Linked DNA regions of Mus musculus: all the other regions are linked to region 1. A link is a loop called in an ENCODE intact Hi-C map of the cell type or tissue named here. Cell type or tissue: heart. All regions are shown on one strand.

Region 1 (2,500 bases):
CACCTGCATCCGTCTTCAGTGGACTGATTTTTCTCACCCAGGTTCGGCAGACTTGTGATTTTGCCTGCCCATGGTACCTGGGGACCAAACAATGAGCTCATGGGCTTATTGTCTTGGAGGGCTTGACAGTTAGCCACGCCCCTACCTTCTAGGAAGCATGGTGTACAACCTGCTCTGTATTTGATGTCTCCATGAACAGTTTAGGGCCACAGCATACTGCAGTCAAGCACGGTTATTCTCTAACTGGACAGTTTGCTTGTAGTATGTTAGAGGGTTTTTTATTTTATATATGTGTATGTGTTATTGCCTATTGTATGTCTGCATCGTGTGTATGCCCGGGGTCTGCAGAGGCCAGGAGAGGGGGTTGGATCTCTAGTACAGACAGACGGTGATGATCCACCACGTGGAATCAAACCCAGCAGCCTGGGTTGGGGATATCTGTACCTATGAGAACAGTGATAGAGCTGCTTGGCCCTGGGAAGCCGTGACCCGTGAGCTGACGTCCCTGCCAAGTGGGGCTGGCATGTCCAACCATTCCTCAGTGCCGTGTGGCTCTGTCAGCAGTGAGGGGGCATCTAGAGAAGGAGCCAGTGTTCAGGTTTGGTCTTTGCAGCTTAAACTATTTATTAAACAGGGTCTTCTGTATCCTTGGCTGGCCTTGAACTTCTGAGCCTTCTGCCTCCACCTGTCAAGCGCTGGGATTACAGGCATGTGCTCATCCCCAGTTTCATGTGTAGGACTGGCATGGAGCCCAGGGCTTTGTGCACGCTGAGCAAGCATTCCGTGTGTGTGTGTGTGTGTGTGTGTGTGTGTGTGTGTGTGTGTGTGTGTGTGTGTGTGTGTGTGTGACAGTTATATATGTTACTTTTTTGTAATTTTTAAAATTATTTTTTGTATATGGATGTTTTGCTGCAATATGTGTGTGGTGCCCTCAGAGGCCAGCAGAGGGCATCAGAGACTGGAGCTACAGATGGTTGCGAGCCACAGCTTGTTTGTTGGGACTCAGACTCAGGTTCTCTGGAAGCAAGCACCGCTCTTAATCCCTGAGCCATCTCTCCAAGCTCCTCCTCCTTTTTGTGTGTTGCTAGGAGTTAAACCCAGTGCTTTGAGCGTTATAGGCACATGTTCCATTTTGAATGACATCTCCTGTCTCAGTGCTTTCATTTTTGATACTGTATGTGATTTCCACCATCATCAAAGAGAAGGCCTTCCAGAGACAGTGCCCGCTCTCCACACAATGCAGTGCACATCTGACATACACAGCTGTGGTGCTCAGTAATGGTGCACATCTGTGGTGCACATCTGTGGTGCTCAGCCGTGGTGCTCGGCCACACTTCCCCAAGCATATGAGCTTTTTGTATTTATAATAATGTCACTGAGTGTGACTCCCATTTGACCTAATCTTTAAAATGTCCCTCCCTGGTTCAGATGCCACCTCGGCTCAAAGGACAGAGGCCGACTGTGCCAAAGAGCCCCTGGGACTGCTCACAGCAGCACTGGAAGAGCTCAGAGCTTTAATGACAGACCCGACCCAATACAGTGGTAAGACTCGGGATGAGGCAGTGTGTGGTAGTGCTTGTGCTCCGGGTGCCTGCGTGCCACCATAGTGACAGGCTGGCTGGCTCATTCCTGGAGATCGGTATTTGGCAGGTGAACCTGCCCAAAGACTAGACTGAGTGGGGATTCAGAGTGATGGGGACGATGTGGCCACCCTTCCATTCAGAGCAGGCTCCAAGTTGGGTGTGACAGCTTGGCCAGTGCTCCCTAGCGTCTTGTGAGGCCACGCTGTCGCTTGGTTACATCGTTCTTTCCATGCCTTACATAACTGCATGTGTGTTTGCAGTTATTTCTGCTCAGGTGGCCGTGGTTTCTGAAAAACTAAATGCTGTTCTGGGACACAGGAATGATGGTGGCAGCCTCCAGAGAGCAAAGATTCAGCTCAGTGTCCTTCCTTCCACACTGCAGAAGCAGGACCAGGCGGTAAGTCCATGAGGCCTCAGGACCCAGTGGTGGCCTTTCTTAGATTGTGTAAAAGGTGTGTCACGGTGAGATGTTGAGCACTCAGGCAATGGCCATGCCACTGTTGGTCAAGCCCAATGTGGGATTACAGGTGTGCTGGGCTTACAGCTGTGTTCCACCACCTCGTTGTTGCATTTTAAAGAAGCCCTTGTGACAAAAACTGTTTGTAGCACCAGAGCCCATAATGTTTACTCTTCTGTCCTTCACAGTCAGTGTTTTCCTGTCTTCCCACGAAGCAGCTTCAAGTTTCTAGCTTGTGTGGTAACATGGTACACTGATCCCGTCCTCTGATTTGGTACCAACTTGCAATGTAACTTCTTTTCTAAATGCAAGCCTGACAGCCTGAGTTTGATCTCCATTTCCCATAAGCTGGAAGCAGACGACTGGCTGGACCACACACACACATCCACAACACAAAATATATAAAAATCACATGCAGCCTTTGCTATGGTCCTTGCTGTATAGGCCTGCTTCCTGTCGC
Region 2 (2,500 bases), 74 kb after region 1:
CACACACATGCCCACGTGTGTGTGCACACACATACACACATACACACAAGCATTCCACTTATTCTCCCTGTCTTCTATAATTGGTCTGCTTTTCTTAAACTGGAATAGAATAATTAAGACTATAACATTTTATGTCTTTAAACTTTTTTATTTAAAAAAAATACTCATAAATTCAAACAGTTGCAAAAGCAGCAAGAGGTGGCCCCCTGTTCCCTTTACACGGTTTCCCCAGTGGTAGCATTTTACATTAGTACAGTGTCAATCCAGGAAACTGACATTGTTCCCGTGAGTGTGGGGCACGTGCCCATCTATGTTCAGGGAGCAGCCCCATCTGCATAGCATGCAGGCATCTTCCGCCAGAGACCCCTCCTGACACCCCCTTTTGCCCACACCTCTTCTCCCTGTTCCTTTAACCCTAACATCTGGCACGCAGGTCTGTTCCTCACCTCTCTAATTTGTCACTTGGAGAACATTCCTAAGGGGGCCACACAGGGCCTGAGGTGTTGGGGGTTGCTGCTCTCTATGCAGGGTCCATTGCTTTTGTTTTTTATCATGGTGGAGACAGAACCCAGGGCCTTCAGCATGCTAGGCAACTGCTCTGCCATAGAGCTACACTGCAGTCTACACCGCAGTCCATGGTCAGTTCTTCATTATTATCATCTACTATCCAAACTGACTGTGAAGATGGCCCAGCCTAGGTCTACACTCTTTGGTTCATTTATGAAAATCCCCTTTCTCTTATTTTAATTTTAAAGTATATGTGTGTGTCAGATTATGAATTTGTGCATGAATGCACTGCCCACACACAAGATGGTATCTGATCTCTTGGAACTGAAATTAAAGGTGGTTGTGAGCTACCCGATATGGGTGCTCAGAGCTGAACGCAGGTCCTCTGGAAATGCAGCGTAAGCCCTTAACCACTGAGCCACCTCTCCAACTCCTTCCATGTCTATGTGCTGAAGGGATCAGATCATGTGGGGCACAGAACATTCAACATTGTAGAGTAGGCTGACTATAAATCTGTGGTGTCCTAATCTCTTTGTATATATCTGTGGAATTTTCAATGTAAAAATACCTAAGCATATAGATACAGTATGTATAAAATAACATACCCCATCTACAAGCTGCCATGATACCTTTTTAAAAAACAAATCAGGGCTTTAGGATGTAGTTCAATCTGCTTGAAATGAGTGACCCTCCGGCCTTGGCCTTCTGAGCTTGGGGATCACAGGAGTGCTCTGGAAGTGACAGGCAAATTTCCACTCTCTGTCACCATTTACCCCTTGATCTGAATATGACTGCTGTGTTACACCTGACTCCAAATGCTTGCAGCTTAAAATAACTTGTCTGTCGTTGTTATGGGTCAGAGACTTAGGACAGGCTTGTCTAGGCAGTGTCACTTGAGGTCCCATGCTTGGCGTGGTTGGATTATTTCTAGGCTGTGTCCTCGGGAGACTTATCTGGGCTACAAGTGCTGTTGATAGCAACAGGCTGTGAAGCCTCAAAGGCCAGAGCCTACAGTCACCCAATGTTCACTCAAAGATCCAGCCCAAGGTTCCCAACTATGGTGCAACCCAGAGCCTCAGAGGTGGACAACCATGGGTTAGTTTGTGGGGGATGTATGTATGTATGTATATCACGTATGTATGTATGTATGTATGTATATCATGTGCATATCTGGTGCCCACAGAGGTCAGAAGATGGCACTGATTCCCCTGGAACTGGAATTACAAATGCCTGTGAGCCACCAAATAGATCCTGAGAACGTTAGCCAGGTTCTCTGTAAGAGTAGCAAGTGTTCTTAACTGCTGAGTCAACTCTCCAGGGCATCACATAGCCCGGGCTGGACTTGAACATGCCATGTAATGACAGCTTCCTCTGAACTCACGCTCCTCCTGCCTCAGGTGTTAAGATTCCAGGCATGTGCTACCATGTCTGCTTTATGGGGCGCTGGTGAAGGAACCCACACCTTTGTGCTTCTTGTATGGTAGACACTCTCCCTAGGGCTTTGAAAACACAGGGTCTCACAATGTTGCCCAAGTTGGGCTCACATGATCCTCCTGCCTCAGTCTCCTGAGTAGCTGGCACTATAACTCCATGCCTAGCCTGTGCGGTTTTAGAATCCTTTCCAAATGAACGTGGGCCCAGCACCTGGGGAGTTGCAGTAAAGGGACTGTGAGTTCAAGGCCTTCCTAGAAAGGAGGTCATAACATACACGGACATTTACACCTGGCTTCCTCAGACCTCATGCTCTGAGGCTCCCTCCAGGGTCGCATGTGTCAGTGGCTTTGTTCCTGTGACTGCTGAGCCTGCTCCATCATCTTTTCTTGACACCAGACTCACTTGGTTTTCTCTTCATGTCCACCTGCATTTCCTCCAGATGTTGACGCTGTATGACAGGTGTCACCGGTGGCCTTCAAATGGGGAGTTCCTCGCTGGCAAAGGCCTTGTCTACCCTGATGCCTTACAAACTTGTAGAGCTGGAGCCATCTTAGAGAGG
Region 3 (2,500 bases), 180 kb after region 1:
GTACCAGCCATCATGGACCAAGTTACAGGTTGTTTATACAAACCACAGCTGTGTGGGTGCTGGGAACCAAACCCAGGTCCTCTGTGAGAACAAGTGCTCTTAACTCCTGAGCCCTCTCTCCAACCCTGGTATATGATTTTTTTTTCAATGTTTTAGGTATCAGGACTACTGTTTATTTTATTGATTTTGTTGAGAATTTCATACATGAATACTGTCTTTACATCCCTCCCTCTCCCACTCCGATTTCTCCTGTGCCCTTCTACTTCCTCTTGCGTGTTGGGGAACACGTGTGCACCACTGTACCCAGCTCCATGTCCAGGGCTCACTTCACTGAATATCCCCAGAAGGCTTGAGGTAGCATCTGCAACCAGAAGTGAAAGACAGGAAGCAGTGGGACACCCAGACCAGTCCCTTCACCCTCCAGGGCCACCCATACTCTACCACCCACCTTTTGAGAAGTTGTCTCTGAGCTGCCTTGATCCACGGAAACTGTGCGTCGGGGAGTATCAATCTTAGTGAAGGTTTCCATTGCTGTGAAGAGACATCAATACCACAGCAACTCTTACAAAGGGAAGGATTTAATTGGATCTGGCTTGCAGTTAGTCCATTGTCACCATGGCAGTAAGCACAATGGTGTGCAGGCAGACATGGTGCTGGAGAGGCAGCTGAGAGCTCTCTCTGTATCACCAGACAGCAGTTAGAGAATGAGCCATGGGGCCTAGCTTGAAACCTCAAAGTCCACCCCCCAGTTTTCTTACAAGAGCTGGTATTTGTCTTCCTTTAGAGGTATGTGTGTCCTGGTGCCTCACTGACTGTGACAACACACTCTGTTAGGTCCTGGGCAACTCTGTGAGATTCCTCAGTCACCTAGTTATAGCATGAGAGAGAGAGGGGCACCACCCACCGTGGGCTGGGTCCTCCCCATTGACCACTAATTGAGAAAATGCCTTACAGCTGGATCTCATGGAGGCATTTCCTCAGCAGAGGCTCCTTCCTCTCTGATGACTCCAGCTTGTGTCAAGTTCACACAAAACCAGCCAGTTGCAGGCCCTTTGACCCACAGAGTCAGAAGCAATCCTGAGCTCCTGACCACACCTACGGACAACCTAGATGTGTCTTCAGGTGGCAGCCCCTTGGGACCTGTTTCTTCTGAGGCTTGTCTTAGAAGCCAAGGACATTCTCTGCAAACACACTTCTCCTATGTGGCCTAATCCACTACTAACTTGACATAGTCTTTGGCCTACACAGGTACACGAACTAAAATAGCCACTATTTTCCGGGTGCCTGGATCTCTCACGGGACAGGGTGGGGACTAGAGTTAAGGGTTACAAATGGTAGAAAGGATATTTTGCACAGTGGCCACAAGGGGGCCCAGGAGCAGGGTTAGGAAGAGGGAGGGCTGTTTGCTGGTGGAGGGCTGGTATGGCCAGCAGAGAGGCTAGGAGTATTGTGAGACAAACAAAACCTCGCTGACATTTAAGTCTGCACTGTGCAGAAAAGAACCTGTGGGGTTGGGGAGATGGCTCAGCTGTTAAAGGATAGACTCACAACCAAAAAATATAAGAGAGGAAACTGTGGACATATTACTTAGCTACTGACATGTAAAATTGCACCAGAACACGGCAGCCAGGACAGTGCTTACTGTCTACTGTGCTGATCCCGTGCAAGAAGAGCCTTGACTGGCCGGGCGTGGTGGTGCACGCCTTTAATCCCAGCACTCAGGAGGCAGAGGCAGGCGGATTTCTGAGTTTGAGGCCAGCCTGGTCTACAAAGTGAGTTCCAGGATAGCCAGGGCTACACAGAGAAACCCTGTCTCGGAAAAAAAAAAAAAAAAAAAAAAAGAGCCTTGATTGGAGGAACAGGGGCAGGCCTCTGCCACCCTGAGGTGCGGTGGGAAAGGCCTGCGTCCAGGATTCCTCCAGTGGCCAGGATGGCTTGGTAAGTAATCTAAGAAGGAAAAGGGGAGGGAGGGAGACAAGAATGTAGCAACTGAAGTGAGAGTGGAGGAGAAGGGCTGGAGAGATGGCTCAGCGGTTGAGAGCACTGACTGCTCTTCTAGAGGTCCTTAGTTCGAGTCCCAGCATGGTGGCTCACAGCCAACTGTGATGGGATCTGACGCCCTCTTCTGGTGTGTCTGAAGACAGCTACGGTGTACTTACATATAATAAATGGAAAAAAAAAGGAGAAAAAGAAGAAAAAGAGTGGAGGAGAAAAGGGACAGAGGAGAGAAGGGAGGAGACGGGAAGGAAAAGGGGTGACAGGGTGAGGAAGGGAAGGAGCCCCAGATAGCAGCCAGTCGCTGCTATGACACCATTTGTCAGGACTGCTAAGACCATGGAGACCAGAGACTGGTGCTTTGGTAGCCATGGCAGCGTGGGCCTAAGAGGCAGCCAGGAACAGAGTCCATGGGCTACGCATCAGGCAGAGCCTAGGAATGGACATCCTGATTTTAGTCTCTCTGGACTTACCTAGAGCTTTGATGATATTCTTAGCAAGAGTC

The links. Hi-C counts contacts between places; a loop is a spot of excess contacts. Peaks named below come from ENCODE experiments on the same cell type or tissue, not always from the same donor. Only the 100,000 strongest peaks of a DNase experiment are listed, where the experiment ranks them.
Region 2: a loop joins it to region 1, with 2.9 times the contacts of the local background. A loop is called at or near these places in 3 of 42 quality-filtered maps.
Region 3: a loop joins it to region 1, with 2.3 times the contacts of the local background. A loop is called at or near these places in 4 of 42 quality-filtered maps.

The regions. Positions count from the first base shown.
Region 1 is chr8:123,288,841-123,291,340 of GRCm38, reverse strand. It overlaps Fanca (Fanconi anemia, complementation group A), which reads left to right. Exons shown (of 43, transcript NM_016925.3): 22 at 1,429-1,542; 23 at 1,844-1,980. Among named protein-coding and RNA genes, the nearest start is that of Fanca, 28 kb to the left of the region's middle. In heart, a CTCF peak has its summit at 959 (motif pointing right); a DNase peak (open chromatin) is centred at 480.
Region 2 is chr8:123,214,539-123,217,038 of GRCm38, reverse strand. The region is part of intron 2 of Spata33 (spermatogenesis associated 33); the gene reads right to left. Among named protein-coding and RNA genes, the nearest start is that of Spata33, 2.9 kb to the right of the region's middle. In heart, no CTCF peak of the experiment used is centred here; a DNase peak (open chromatin) is centred at 1,418.
Region 3 is chr8:123,109,710-123,112,209 of GRCm38, reverse strand. No RefSeq gene overlaps it. Among named protein-coding and RNA genes, the nearest start is that of Mir7079, 6.0 kb to the right of the region's middle. In heart, a CTCF peak has its summit at 1,351 (motif pointing right); a DNase peak (open chromatin) is centred at 1,320.